Regions from separate parts of the Homo sapiens genome. Here region 2 is linked to region 1. A link is an interaction called in ENCODE POLR2A ChIA-PET data of the cell type or tissue named here. Cell type or tissue: MCF 10A. All regions are shown on one strand. Links, peaks and the distances in the headings refer to the core of each region. The heading gives the core; the rest is flanking DNA.

Region 1 (8,014 bases), core at 2,662-6,661:
AGAAAAGCCATGAATTTTCTTACAGTGAAATAATCAAAGATAAATAAACTCAATACTTCCAAACTGAATCTTTCTTGTATGCTTCATTTATATAATGTCTTCACAATGAAACCAACCATGCAATAAAAGCAGCAGTATGCCTGTGGAAAATGAAATGCCATCTCTTTAGAAATATCCTTAAAATGAGTGTGTGGGAAGAATATCCAATATTTTGTTCTTCCAGAAGGACAAAATGTTGCAAAACACAGAAGCAAAGAAAAAAATAGTGTCTTCTTTGAAAAATTTTTTAGAATCATGGATTTTAAATATAAAATAATTAAGCAAAAGATCTTGATTTATTTAAAACACTTCAAAATTCTTTATCATTTCGTGGTCATCTTCAATCATTGATTTTTATAGACATTATAGTAGATGTGTGCTTTAGACCTATTTTTCAATTCAGGGCTTCCTTAAGGATTTATTTATTTCCTTAAGCATTTTTAAGTATTTGTGTATTCTTTTCTGTTTATACCCCACATTATATCATAAAGATCTTGAAGCAGTTTATTAAAAACATGCATAATTGCATAATGCAATAATAAAACACAAACAATCAAGACCAAACAAGATATATATTACAACAAAAAGTTAAAAACTGGTCAAAAAAAAGGACAGAAGACACAGATATATTAGATAAACAATTGCTATAGGTCAAATTGTAGTAGTGTTTGGTAGACTTTTATGTATCAAACCGTAACAGAGAAACACAATCAGCTACATTCCTTTATTATCTCTGAGAATTTAAAAAAAAAAAATTTCAAAGAATGAAATATTTTTCTACAATCAGTTCAAAAATAAATTTTAACATGTGCTTTAAAACAGGACACAGTGAAAGATGCAATAGATAAAATACCCAAATAAGTGTACTTGCCTTTGATAAAAGCAGAAGGGGTAGTATATTAACACATAAAAGCAATTCTTTGGAAGGGTTGGAAGGGGACAGACTTCTAAGATCCATGAAGTAAGGCTATGGGCAAGCACTGACACAATGCCAAGTGCAAAATATGTGTTAAATAAAAATTGTGATACTTGTTTTTTTGGAAACAAGTGATCAAATACAACTTGATGGATTAATACTCCATCTCCACAGAAACGTGAGAAAAGTTAGTGACTTCAGGCACAAATGAAAATATTTTCTCAAGAACCAGCCATGAGTCTCCTCAACATGCATTGTATATATCCAGAAATCCTTCAGTCCAGCCTTTCTACTGTGGAGAAAGCACACCTAAAGAGGTCTAGCATTGTGTTATCTGATGTTCTATAGCACTTTTTAAAATATTGTTTTTGGTTAAGAATACGTTAAATAATTTTTAAATGTATATAAGCCAGTTGTTTCCAGATGAGATTTTTTATCAGAGAATAAAGATCAACATGGCCTTAATGTTCCTCTCAGTTTGACTAAATAGGTTTCATCTTGACCATAGGTCCTTGACTTACATTTTCTTAGAGTATTTACTTTGAAAACTCTCCATTGTAAATTCTTTTTCTGGCCCTTCGAGATGTAAATCTTCTACAACCCAGAAATGTCTATCTCAAGACATGGGAGCCATTCCTTTGACATATAATCATGAAGAAAGACAGAGCCCCTATCTTTCAATCTCTGTTGGAAGGTTGGAGCCTGACTTTGATAAAGGACAATTAGCAAACACAGATGGCCTGATCACACTGACCAACCTCTCCGTAACACCCTCCAGTACTTTTCTACTAGTTCTCTCTTGGCTTAAAAACTCTCCCACCTTTTGTTCCAGGCTAGTTAAGTATAATTCTTTCCCCTATTGCAATAGTCTTGAAAAAAGTCTTTCTTGCTTTTTAAACTTGCCCACTATAATTTTTCTTTGACAGCATAAATGTAACATATATTCATATAATTAATTTGTTAAATACATACGTTTTCACATATTCTAAGGGAAAAGGGCTAAGTTGAAAACCAGGAGTAGGTGATTTAAAAATACATTTCCACCCTGCAAACATTTACAAACAAATTGAAAGAAATATGAAAGTATAACAATGCAATTTTCGTAACAGATTGATTTACAGAGATTGGGAACTCTGAGAGGCCATAAGGCATCACCAAGGAGGTCTTACCCGAATGAACATTTGAGCAACGGATACAATTTTTACAGGTGACCAAACAAGGGAAAGGCATTGCCAGCAATTCTGGCAAAGATAATGTGCATTGGAAGTGATCTATAAACCAACAGACAGAAGGCGTGGGAAGAAAGGAAAAAGAAGGAAGAATACGAACGTAATATATAAAAGTCAGTTTCAAGTGGGGTAATTCCTTCTTAAAGTGACAGACAGCTTAAGTCAGGTTGCCATCTGTATATAGCATATTTTATTCAGGCCAAATTTGAACAGCCATTATTAATTGTGCAATTACCTACAATGATAAACTTCAATATGTGTTTTCAAGAATTACAAAGAAAAAAATCAATAGAATACCAACTTAGAAGCTTGTATTATGAAGATTAGCTGACTAATCTAATTAGTCATTAGTAATTCAATTAAGTAATTATTCTCAATCTTTTCTTTCAGGAAACATAGACTTACTTGGTAACAACTTGTGAATGTGTAACGTTTTATTATTCAGTTTGGAAAGTAAATATTTTTGTCCAAATTATTTATGTCCAAAAAAGATAATAATGCTTCAAGTTTACAAGGCAGGGTATGTTTATTTCCTCTCATTGCTTAAGTAAAATTACAATAAGGGAAAACTCTTGGTAAAAATCATGGGGAGAATAAAGAAGCCACAAGAGGCAGAGATTTCAACAAGCTCAGGAAAGAGAAAAAGATTAGTAGATTTTAAAATCGCAGCAGGAGCCAGGACCTAGTGCATATGCAAAGAGATAAACCAGAGAAGGTGTCTGAATTGCACAACAGAAAGTCAGACAGGCTCTTGTATCAGAGGTAGAAGTTACAAGGAAAGTTGGAAATGGTACTCTATGGAGACAGATTAATTGAAAGTGAATGTTAAGAACTGCCTCGACTGTCTCACCTCAGATATCAGGAAACCTAACACTTCCTGCCAAAAGGAAGAAGAGGTTGTTGGGTGGTTTGGCAGGAAAGAAGACAAAATATGTTAAAATAAATATTTGGAGAAAAATAAGGTAGCTATTATGGGTAAAACCATTTTCTTCTAGAAGACTCCTAACAATATGACCAACTCCTTATCTGCCATACGCAGAGTGAACTTTGCAGGGGACAACCTCTGCTCACTAAGAGTTAGTCTTTAAGTGGCTTGATTCTTAAATAGGAAAGAGGCAACATAAAGCCAAGAGAGACTTGAAGAACATTTGCCATATGAAAAAATACCCACAAAAATAAACAAAGAGAGGGGGAAAAAACCATAAAACTTAAGGAAATGGTAAATTACGAAATAAAAAAATAAGTCTCCAATGAATATACTGAGAAAAATATTTAAAATAAGAACATGCAATTAAGGTGTCAAAGGTGTAAATAAGAGAAACATGGTAAGCTGAAGGATGCTTCCCTTATTTTATAAAATGGCAATGGAAACAATGTGCTTTGAAAGAAGAAGGGAAAGCGAGATGAACATTTCCCTGTGACATAGGAAATTAACAGAGAAGGTGTAAAATTATTAAAAACTATTATTTAAAGAAACATTATTTACTAATTTAAAAAAGCAAAAAGATGCCACTGCTTGTATGTTGGTTTGGTTCTTTGTCACTGCTTAAGTAAGTGACTTTCACAGCCTCCTTTTCTATCTACTCCTTACCACCCGTTTACACACCCACTAAAGTCCTGAAGTCCTGGATGCTAGAAAACTAGTTGTAGATTTGTCCTTCAAATAATAACAAATGGCTTATTCTTGTACTCCTGATAATGAAACTGGGCAGAGAAGTAATTTACCCCATAACACAACATGAAGGTCTGAGGTACCACTAGCTAGGCTGGTTGTACAGGAATCTCAATAAAATGAAAATCAAAGAGAAAAAATGAATATAAATATATTTATTAACACTGAATCCCTGTACACTTAAAATGGGAAAGACGGTAATTATATATGCATACTTTACCTCAGCGAAAAAATTTTTAAAGTTAAAATCAAACAACAAAAGAGAAAAACAACAGCAATGTAAAAGTTTTGACTACATTGTATTTTACTTCATGAACATACATCAGAAATACACCAACATATGCACATTTTCTATACAAAATTATGTAAGCCATTTTGGAAGAGTGCTATGAATCTTTCAAAAAATATAAATTAATAATAAAATAAGAACCAGCAAGACAAAGAGGAGAAGAGTTTGATGATGTTACTTTTTATCTCTTTTTAATTGTTTGTAATATGTAACAAGGATCAATTTTCATGTTTTTCTCTGAGTACTTCTTCAAATTTTAACTGTATGAAAGTTAAGACAGCTGGGTCTATAATCACACACAAAAAAATCTTAAAGACAAGCAAGGCTAACGGTTGTCACCAGTATCTTATTATAGTTTCTGGCAGTTTCTCATTAAGTGTTATTTGCCTTAAATTATGAAGCATATTTAGGTTATGAATTAAAGTGGCTTTGAAAATGAATATATTATGTCATACATGATGTAATCCATAAAGTTCCCTTAGCTCCAATCAGAGAAAGACTTTGTTTTATTTTGTCACTTGAAGCAATGCCCTTTAGTCCTTTACCTTGCATTAAGTGGAGCCTTTGAGATTTTACTCAGAAAGCTGAATCTGAAAGGACCAATCAATTTGTGCATCAACTTTTTATTATCCATGGTCATTGCCAATAAAAAGCTCTATTTATTGAGATTATATCTGTGTATTAAGGTATTTTTGATGAAGATGTCTTTAAAATGATGGCAGTTCACTTTCATTCATGGTTTCAAGGTTTCAGTTACTCATGGACAACATCAGTCCAAAAATATTAATTGGGAAAATTCTGAAATAAGCAATTTCGTAAGTTTTCAATTGTGCACCATTCTTGGAAGCATGATGAAATCTCCTGCTGACCTGCTTCATCCTCCAGGCATGTGAATCATTCCTGTATCCAGTGTATCCACGCTGCGTGCTATCTGTTCATTAGTCATTTGGTAGCTCTCTCAAGTATGAGAGTTTTTAGGCATTCACTGGGGCTCTTGAAACCTATCCCTTCAGATAAGAGGTGCTTACTGTATCTCAGTTTTCTTTATTTATATAGACTTAATTGGAACAGTTTTCTCCTACTCACCATAAAATTAACAAAATGTTGAAAGCAAAAATATTAACAGCAAAAAGGTATTGCAATTTTTCAATTACCTAAGAAGATATTTAAATTTTTAAATATTTGCAATATTTAAAATTTTACAAAAAATAAAGGTAATAAAAAAATCATTTCCACCAAGAATTGTCTTAAAGTAAGGAGACTGAGAAAAGGATGAGATGTACTGCACAGATCGTCAAGTTTTGGACTAACCACCTTACAAAGGTATTTAATTTATTTTATATTAATGTGCCTTAACAAGTTGTATTTTGCTACATCTTATATAACATTGTGAAACTTCTAAGGATCAGAAAATTGCTTTCTTTAGTTTAACAAAAGCAAGATGAATTGTATGCTTACTAGAGTAGAATGCTATTTTGTGCATAATTGGTAGTCTTCAACCTAGAGCACAGAAGGTTGGGACTACTTAATATTCTGTTACAGAAAGAGACAAAAAAGGTGGTAACACTATATTTTGCTCTTTGCCACATCACAAATCCCTCTTTTACATTTAAAAATGAAGATAACATGAAATTGATTAAAGCATATTTACTTTCAATTCCTGGGCAGTTTTAGTTGAAAAATAAAGGTTTTGAACTATTGTTCAAAACTATTATTTTGTCAATATTTTCTACAATGTTTTTGGGTTTCAAAGTGACTTCAGTAAAGCTGTCATATTTGGAGACATTCAACTTTCAAATGGCATAAGACAGTGTTATAACTGGACTAAGAGCATAAATATAATAAATAACTTAGACAAAGGCCACTCAATTAAAAAAAGTTTTGTCCTTACCCATATATAGGCACAATCCTTATTATTCAAATATTCCATTTTCCTTCCATCAGGTAAGTGGTGAATATTCTAACCTAACAATTGATTATAATTCATTATAATTTAATTTGAAATAATTATAATTGCATATAATTAAAACAAATTAATTCTGATTAAAGGCAGAATTAGATCTCAAAAAAGACAATAAAATCTGTATTTTTTTTTCCACCTAAGGGAGCTGGATCTATTTCTTCATCCTATCTTTGGCCTGGTGGGGATTTCACATTATAAATGAGGATTCCCAGAATATGAAAGCTATCTAATACATTCAGGCAAAAATTCACTTTCAACTTTGTGTTAAGTGAGTTATATAGAAAGGCGAGGGCAGCATTTTTTGCCAGAGGAAACTGAAGTCAAGAGGGAGCTAAATAGAATCTGGAATGTAGGATCTCTAAATTGCATAGAGAGTGCAAAATTTCAAGTTAGCAGTCTGTCAAGTACTTCATAAGAATTACTACTGTGTTAGCTCTGGTAAAACTGGACTTGATTCACCCTTTAATCCTGGTATATACTCTCATGAATGATGAATATTAAGTATCTATTAAATAGAAACCTTTTTTTGGATGAAACATGCATGGATTAATCTTCTTATTGAAGATAATTAAGGAAATACTGTGTTCCACAATTTATAAGAATATACAGTGTATAAAAATGTTTTCATCAATGTAATTTAAACATACATAGAGGCCGGGCGCGGTGGCTCACGCCTGTAATCCCAGCACTTTGGGAGGCCGAGGCGGGCGGATCATGAGGTCAGGAGATCGAGACCATCCCAGCTAAAACGGTGAAACCCCGTCTCTACTAAAAATACAAAAAATTAGCCGGGCGTAGTGGCGGGCGCCTGTAGTCCCAGCTACTTGGGAGGCTGAGGCAGGAGAATGGCGTGAACCCGGGAGGTGGAGCTGGCAGTGAGCCGAGATCCCGCCACTGCACTCCAGCCTGGGCGACAGAGCGAGACTCCGTCTCAAAAACAAAAACAAAAAACAAACAAACAAAAAAAAACATACATAGAGATTATAATGGAAAAACAAAACTGCTAGGAATTTAAAAAAATACAAAATGAAATTGGCGTGGGCAATCGCCACTTTCTGTCTAAAAATCATTTGCCTTTGTCTCTCCTTTGTCTCTCCTAATAAGCAATAAAATAAATATATGGATTTTCTACAAAAGAAAAGCCCATATCAGAAAAGAAAATGGGAGGTTGTCAGCTTTCTTGAAATTGAAAACTGGAAGGGATTTTTTTTTTCTTATGAAAATAAGAGGCAGAAAAAAAGAAATCAAAAAGGAAATCACTTTTACTTTATCAACAGAAGGAAGATGAGTCAGTTATGAAGACTTTCACTCTTAATGTGAATATCTAATGAAAGAATACAACAAAATGCTAAATATGCAAACAAAAAACTTGACCTTGGAAGAAAGAGAGACAAAACAGAACATAGAAGATAATTATTTTATAATCTATTATGTTATGAAATTATTTGAAAAATCTCATAAATGATCTCTTATAGTCTATATATTTTTATAAATTTAAATTTATATATTTAAATATAGAAATATATGCACATATATCAACATCTAAATTTATATTTTTAAATATTTATATTTTATATAATGCATGTTTATTTAAATATAAATTTGAATATTTATATATGCAAATATATATTTCTATATTTAAATGCATAAATTTATATATTGATATATTTAAATATATATAGATTTATATATTTATATATATATATGTAAATTTTTTTCTTCAAATAATAGGAGGAAAACCTAAGCTCAAATAAATCTAGCAGACGGAATCAAGGAACAGAGTCATGTTGTGGCCAGGATGATAAAATTGGGCTACTACAAAAGAAAATGTATTCTCTCACATCCTAGCCAGCACCTGTATTTATCTGTCTTTTTGATAAAAGTTATTTTAACTGAGGTGAGATAA
Region 2 (8,014 bases), core at 1,430-5,429, 470 kb after region 1:
TGAAGTCTGCTGTAAGCTGCAGTTCTTCTCTGAGATCCATTCAGTGTGTGTGCAGGCCAATCTTGTGAATTAGATGGATAGATGATAGGAATGATCCCCAGTGACCACTGTAGGCCTTCAGTGTTACTAATCTTTGTGGTTTCCCTTGGATACAATATTGGTTTTTAATATAGAACCTGGACTAGAGTAGGGGACAGTTTTAGAATTTTGCATATAGGCTTCTTCACTATGAGAACACTTCCCTTAAAGGGCAGGGACCAGATGTGTTTTTGTTTTTTTCGAACTGCCAAGAAGACAAATTCAAGTATGCATTCAGAGACCTGAGAAATGACCTCTGTGTTATTCTCACCCCATGTTTGGTTCCTCTGTGATCTGGAAGTTAGCCAGGAGTTTATTACCTGACTCATGAAAACCCCCTCTCTATAAAGGGCTCAGAGTGATTCTTTGGGGCTCCTGGTGTCATGGCCAACTTAGGGACTCTGTACAGTGCAAAATCACTTGAGTAAATGGTTTATAGATCTCCATGGGGAAAGACTAGGATAATGATGCCAGTATATATTTGCCACAATGTTATAGGAACCCATCTTAGAAAGGGCTCCTTAGGCAAATCTTTCTGGATTGTGAAATTGGCTCACGTCTGGGAAATAAGCCAGGGAACATAACTCTTTATGGGAACAACCACCTTCTGCTTCTTGCTCATCTGTTTTTGTCTTTTGGGGGTATATATGTCAAACAACATCCTGTTGGTTGCATGTTTTGTACTTGGAGCATCATGCTCTGTTAACTATCACCAAACTCAGTGAGGATCAAAGCTCCTCAGCTCCCTTTCAATCCTGCTAGTCATTATGCTAATTAAAGCTTCCTGGTTTCTTCTGGTTAAGCACTGCCATCTGGCCTCTAGTACTCTGGGGCTCATCATTCCCATGGATATTAATGAGCCCTGATCTGCGATTGTGTGATCGTTTTTCCCACCATCAGCCCTGCTCTTCAGAGAACCACGACTGAACTTCTTCATGAAGCAGGTGTCCCTCTCATCAATACATTCCTAACAGTGTGTCTGTGGGCTGTCCTAGGTGGGTAGAATTCTCTGGTGGGTCTTCTGGCCTTACATAATAGCAATCCTGAATACTTCTCCTAGGCCTCTGTATCCCTTTCTTAACCAGAGCAAATGCTGGAATTTCCACTGTATTAAATATCGACCATCATTTTCCAGGCTTTCAAGGGCCAATCCAGCAGTGACTTTTCCGTTTGCCTGTGGTCCTGGCCAGGGTATTTAATCCAATGTGCTGAGAAAATTATTTTTCTAGTGTTACATTCCAATAGGCTGCTTGATAAAACATCCTCAAAATCCAGTTTTAGAGAGAATTGTCTGGCTCTTACTAGTATCTACAAGCTAATTCTTGCAACTGCATCAGTGTATGGCCTATTTCCAAACTTTTCAGTGCCAGCACGTCAACAGATAGTGTATGCTGTGATGTGATATTAACCATTGTCCTGGCAGACAGAAGAAGCGAGAGCAGTTTCTGAGGGTGCTATTCTTGCCTTGTCTGGGAAAGGTCTCTACAGCATCTTTCAGAACAGCAGAAATTCTATTTGGTAATAAGGAAGCATGGACCAACTCTTCAAGCTCTCACATTTCATGGGTGCCTGCACATATAATATACCCAAGGGAGTCCCTTGAGATATCCCAATCTATGTTTCCAGGTATGGGACTTTCCCAGCCAGAACCCTGACCTTGCGAAACTGATCTGCCTGGTTGAGCACTTCAACATCTCTGGAATTGTGTGCCTATAAAGATCAATTATTTTTGATTAGCTTAAAAATCAGCTGTGGCTACTCTTTCACTACAGGAAAAGAGGGCCTTTTTGTAAACTACGTAAGTGGCCTGGCTCTCACACCTCGTTATTGGCAGTTTCTTAGCCACTTTACCCTAGGGGTGTTAATTCCCTACACTTCTGGGTTGGTCATATGTGGCTACCCAGTGCGTTTCTTGTTGCTTAACAGCAACAGGGCGATACTAGTATAGTGGAAGTCTGAAACATGGGGTTGTTGATTGATGCTAGCATGAAACTGGCCACTATTAAGGATGCTGGGCAGTGCCACATACAAATTTGACCACTCTAAAGCTGGGATGGATGTAGCTGAGCATGTCCAAAGTGATTCAATAATGTTCCTATTACAGAGTTCCCTTAAAATCAAACATCAAATTGCATAAAATAGTTAATTCCATTGACCATAGTTTAATACACTTCATTTTCTCCCATCCGGTAACCAAAAGCACAGTTATTGTGATACATCACAATCAAATTGAGAACATTCCTCCGTGGATTTAAGCTGAGACTAATTATATCACATGGTTTGTTTTTGATAAACAAGCTCAAATATTAAAAAAAAATCTTAAGTCCATGAGAATTAATTTAGGTTGGATTTTTTAAATCACCCCCTCAGGTTTACTTTGAAATATTTCTAATTCTTCCAACTCAGTTGTGAATGAAGAATGACCTACATCACTTTTTTTTTTTTCTAATAAGAGGTAGTAGAAATAGAACAGCATGTTCAGTCTGAAAATAAGCAGCCTGGCTTGTCTGAGTATATTTATAGCTGGTATATTATCTTTTGCTCTTTATGCTCAAAAGACTAGGGTTCAATGTATTTGAAGGAGAAAAAAGTGGAGCTACCCTGGGAAGTAAAACTGTTAAGAGCAATGGACTTTCACACCATGAAGCGGCACAAAAGACATACATATTGAGACCTATCAAATGTGCCTTTAACTTCTGCATAGCGGGTAGTGGGGTTACAGAGAAACAATAAGGCAGTTCAGAGAGTAGCCTGAGAACAAGGCCAGGCAATCAAGTATGCAATGATAGAGCTCATACTAGTCCCAGACAATTTCACGCTGCAGGTGGAATGAGGTCTAAGAGATGAAAGCACTTAAGAAGAAAAGATGAGAAAAGGAAAGATGAGGAAAGCAAGCATTCTTAAATTCTGCAAGATACCATACACTTTATTTGATTTTAAAACATCATGTACATTTTTACACCCATGATCACACATTTATATTTACCATACTGTATAGGTGTCTGTCTCTTCCTCAATGCCATGCCTCCTTTCTACTTAAAAAGCCCTGATCTCCAAATTGCGTGTCATCAGTCTATGCTGCTTCATACCCCTCTATTCTGCAAGCATCTGCTGGTTGCTAGTCACATCCCTCAGTTTTCATACATTTTAGCCACTGTTTCACTATCACTCTCTTCAACATAACTGCTTTCTTGGTTCTTGTTAATTTTATTATCTAGAAAAATCAGCTTTCTGCATCCTTTCTGCTATGAAGGGTTTCTGAGTTCATTAAATCTCTCTCCTCCAGTGCTCTTTTCCATGTTGGCTCAGTCACTTATTGTTGTGTAATAGTTTTGAATTCCAGAAACATACATTGCCCCATAATCTGTTTCAGACATCACACTCAGTCTAATTCACACCCTGTTTTTCTCATTTACTCCCTGTCATGCAAATCCTTACAGCCCATCATCATCTATAATTCATTTACTTGATTGTTGTCCCACAACTCTTAAATATCATCTCTTTCCTCATTGCTTAAATTGTATAAACATTCTGTAAATGCACCCTCAACTCCCTTGCCCCTCTTTTACCTTTTGATAGCTTAAAAAAGTATAAACACACATATCATGTTTAAATACAATCATTTACCTAATCCAAGCCTACATTCTTTCAGCTCAGTGTGAGGAGCAAAAAAAAATAATCATTCTTACTAGTAAGTGGTTTTCAATTTTGTTGTGACCATCAATCTTGTATATACCTCCAATGCCTAACAGTTTACTTTTCCTCTTTCCTAGAATACCATTTTATACATTTTTTTGCTCCTCATGTCTATAATAAATCCTGTTCAGTCAGTGATCTGGTTTTACACATGACCCAGAAGAGAGAACAAACCAGAAGAGAGCTTTTAGAACTTCTTATGATGTGGGGCCATATCTCAGCATAGGCATTGTATGTTCTTCTTGTCTTCCTGCTATGAAGGATGAACGCTTTGCTTTTTTCCTGTCTGGGATCAGATTCTGTTTTGTTTTCTTTTGTTTTTATCAACTTTTCCATTCTTACTTTTCTTTCTTGCATCATCAACTTTTCTCTATTGGCTCGTTTCTCATTCCTAAGAACATACTAATATGACATTATTTCTCTCATTAAAAAGAAAAAATGTCTCGGCCTGGTGCAGCGGTTCACAGCTGTAATCTCAGCACTTTGGGAGTCCAAGGTGGGTGGATCACTTGAGGTCAGGAGTTGAGATCTGCCTGGCCAACATGATGAAACCCCATCTCAACTAAAAATACAAACATTAGCCAGGCATGGTGGCAGGCACCTGTAATTCCAGCTACTCAGGAGGCTGAGGGAGGAGAACCACTTGAACCTGGGAGATGGAGGTTGCAGTGAGCCAAGATCGCACCACTGCACTCCAGCCTGGACAATAGAGTGAGTCTCTGTCTCAAAACAAAGAAACAAACAAACAATTTTATCTCCACTTCTTTTTCTAGAAATCTTTCTCTTCCATTATGTGGCAAAAATCCTCAACAGGGTTTTCCACACACTTTCTTCAAATCCTACCTTCCCCATTCTCCCTTATACACTGTTTAATTGGGCTTTTGTATCCATGCCTTTATTAGAATTTCCCAGAATCTTTGATAAATCCTATTATCTTTCTTGGCAGTTAGCAGTCCTTTGACCCAAGTAACTATTCTCCATTTATTGAAATACTTTCCAGTTTTCACTGAATTGTCTCCCTATATCTTCACTGTATCCTCTGCTGCTTCTTCCTCATATTTAGGGCTTTATAATAGAGAAATGCCTCAGGTTCCATCTGGGGGACATATTTCTCTATATTTTCTTTTTTAGTGATTTCAACTAACTTCATGGTATTAAATATCTTTATTTGCTGAAATTAACAAATTTACTTCTTCATCTTACCTTTGGTCCACTCTTTTGGGGAAGGGGGAGAGCTACTTCATTTACTCTTTCTCATCTCATTTAATGGCTGATCCTTCAATCTAGATGCCCAGGTCACTACTTAGAACCATGTTTTCTCTTTGTCCGCTTTCACTTTGCATTTCCTATCCATGAGAAAATTCTGATGGTTCCACTTTCAAAGTGTATCCAGAATCTGTCCTCTTCTCATTGTCTGTATCACAAATTTTCTGGTCAAGCTACTAACAGACCTTCTCTGAATACATACAGGAGTTCCCTCTTCTCCTCCTCCTTCCATCTTTTTCAAGCTTGAAGTCTATTGCCAACAAAGTATGAGATCAATCAATTCATAAAAGAAGTCAGTTCTTACCACTCCTCGACTAGACAATGTTTAGTCCCAACACTTTGCTTTCAGTTCTCTACCTGATTTATGCTCCTGTTTGAATTGTTTTCTGCTATGTGTCTATTTATTGGCTCTTCTCTGGTTACACTAGCTTTTTTATTCTTCCAAATCTCAGGGTGTTAGGGCTAAAAACATCCAACACCTAGAATGTTCCTTCTTCTGATAGCTACAATACCTATTTCTTTCTCTCATTCAAATTCTTTGTTCAGCAGAGTGACTGGTTCATATAGGCTCTACATAAATATTTGTTTATAAAATACATTTTGTAAATCTAAATATCTTAAAGTGTGAGTTAAAGCCAGATACCTCAAAATCCAAATGACTGAAAATCAAATGCAATACCGTGAATGAAGAAATAAATTTAGCAGCATATGCTTTATCTCTATCATTTTTGACTTGTGTAAAATAAAAATACAAGTGAATAAAAAGGTATAAAGAGAAAATCAAAGTAGGGAGCAAATAAACCCAAAATAAACCTGATCCAAACTTAATTGAACATTTTTGTTTGCCTTTGCTTGGACATGAGATGAAAAACCTATGTTAACACAGTTATTGTTTAACTTTTTAAAATAAATAATGGTCTGTTATCTATGTCACAGAATGTTAGCTATGCAAAACTCAGTATTCTCCTAGATTTTATGTTGCTTCCATAAGAATTGATAGAGTAAGAAAATATTAAGAAAGACTTGCATTGAATGTTGTAACTCATGCAGTGGTTAATGTCATAAGCCATCATAGAAGGGGCATTGTTTTAAAAAAAAAGAGAGAAACACAGAGAGATAACCAAAGTAACAAGAGAGCCAAGGAGAAATATGCACAAACAAAAGTGAGAAAAAAATTTAACAATGTTTTTAAAAAATTAATAACATAAACAATTAAGTTGTGATGTATATCTGTTGGTTAATGATTCTTGAATTGGATAAAGTAGAAAATGTCCCCTAGAGCATTCCTACTAATAGAAATTTATACACTGAATGGAGATATTCTGTGCTGTCTATGATGGTATCCACAGGTTACAAGTGGCTATTGAACACTTAAAATAGTTATAATGTTACTGAGGAATATAATTTTTAATTTTACTTAATTATAAAATTATAAATGCACATTTACATAGCCAGATAGGATTAGTGGCCACCATATTAGACAACACAACACTAGAACACCTGCTTTTGAGAAAAAAAGAATTGATTGTAAAGTAAAGCTTTAAAAAGCTCTATGTAAAAGCAAGAGATTTATAAAATCCAAGAGTATGTCAGTTTAATGTAAATTAAGATTTAAAGCAATAATCAAAGCATATAAGCTTGTTCTTTGTGGATAATCATTCTTCTATTGTTCAAATTTGTCTTGAATTTTAAATGTTTTCTTTAGCAAATGGTCACAACCTAAACTAGCAAAAGACACAAAACTCTGTGATTCAAATTACCAAAGCATCACCAATAAGTAAGCAAAATAAGCAAATATGAGACAAAAATGCATTAAACAAAAATAATTGCTTAAATTATTATTTGTGGGTTGAACATATAATTAAAATTAGAAAAATTCTTTAAGATATCAGGGGTAACTCTGTCTTGAGGAACTGATACAGCAATGTTGAGATTGGATTGGGTATAAGAATATTGAAAATTGAATAATCTACTGTGTTACTTTATATTCTACCTTGCTATGGTTTGAAATTGTCCTAAGGTTCATGACAATAAATATCCTCAAACTATGCTTTATTTGATGCCACTTCCCTGTTTAAATAATGAAGGTTTGGGAATTTAGCTTGGCATTTACCAATTTATTGAATTACATCAGCAAATGAATTAGAATTAACTCTTATTTATCAAAGGATAAGCAGAGATTATTCAATTAATCCATATAAATGCTAAATTTTGAATCTTTCCATGTGTTATGGTATTTCTAGAATATTGCATCTCTCCAAAATTGTTGAAATTGAATCCTTAATGTGATGCTATTTGGAAGTGGGGGCTTTGAACGTTGATTAGGCTTATGAATGGGATTAGTGCCCTTATTAAGAAGACCCCAGGGATCTCTCTTGTGCTGTTTCTGTCATGTGAGGATACAAGGAGAAGATGGCTGTCTATAACCTGAAATAGGGCTTTCAGTAGGAACTGACCATGCTGGCACACTGATCTTGGATTTCCAGCCACCTGAACTGTGAGAAATAAATGTCTGTTTTTTAACCCACCAAGTCGATGGTAATTTTCTATAGCAGCTTGTATTAGTCTGTTCTCACACTGCTGATTAAGATATACCTGAGACTGGGTAATTTATAAATGAAAGAGGTTTAATGGGCTCACAGTTCCACATGGCTGGGGAGGCCTCACAATCATGGAGGAAGGCAAAGAAGAAGCAAAGACGAGAGCTTGTGAAGGGGAAATCCCATTTATAAAACCATCAGATCTCCTGAGACTTATTAACTACCATGAGAACAGTATGGGGGAAACTGCCCCCATGATTCAATTACCTCCACCTGGCCTCACCCATGACATGTGGGGATTATTACAATTCTAGTTGAGATTTGGGTAGGGACAAAGCCAAACCATATCATTCTGCCCCTTGCCAATCCCAAATCTCACATTTCAAAACAAATCATGCCCTCTCAATGGTTGCCCAAAGTCTTAACTCATTTCC

Evidence for each region. Peaks named below come from ENCODE experiments on the same cell type or tissue, not always from the same donor. Only the 100,000 strongest peaks of a DNase experiment are listed, where the experiment ranks them.
Region 2: POLR2A ChIA-PET joins it to region 1 with 6 read pairs; 1 of 35 experiments calls an interaction of 5 or more read pairs at or near these places.

The regions. Positions count from the first base shown.
Region 1 is chr5:22,555,276-22,563,289 of GRCh38, forward strand. All of the region lies in intron 1 of CDH12 (cadherin 12), which reads right to left. Among named protein-coding and RNA genes, the nearest start is that of CDH12, 290 kb to the right of the region's middle. In MCF 10A, for the core only: no CTCF peak of the experiment used is centred there; a DNase peak (open chromatin) is centred at 5,036.
Region 2 is chr5:23,026,070-23,034,083 of GRCh38, forward strand. No RefSeq gene overlaps it. Among named protein-coding and RNA genes, the nearest start is that of CDH12, 180 kb to the left of the region's middle. In MCF 10A, for the core only: no CTCF peak of the experiment used is centred there; a DNase peak (open chromatin) is centred at 3,432.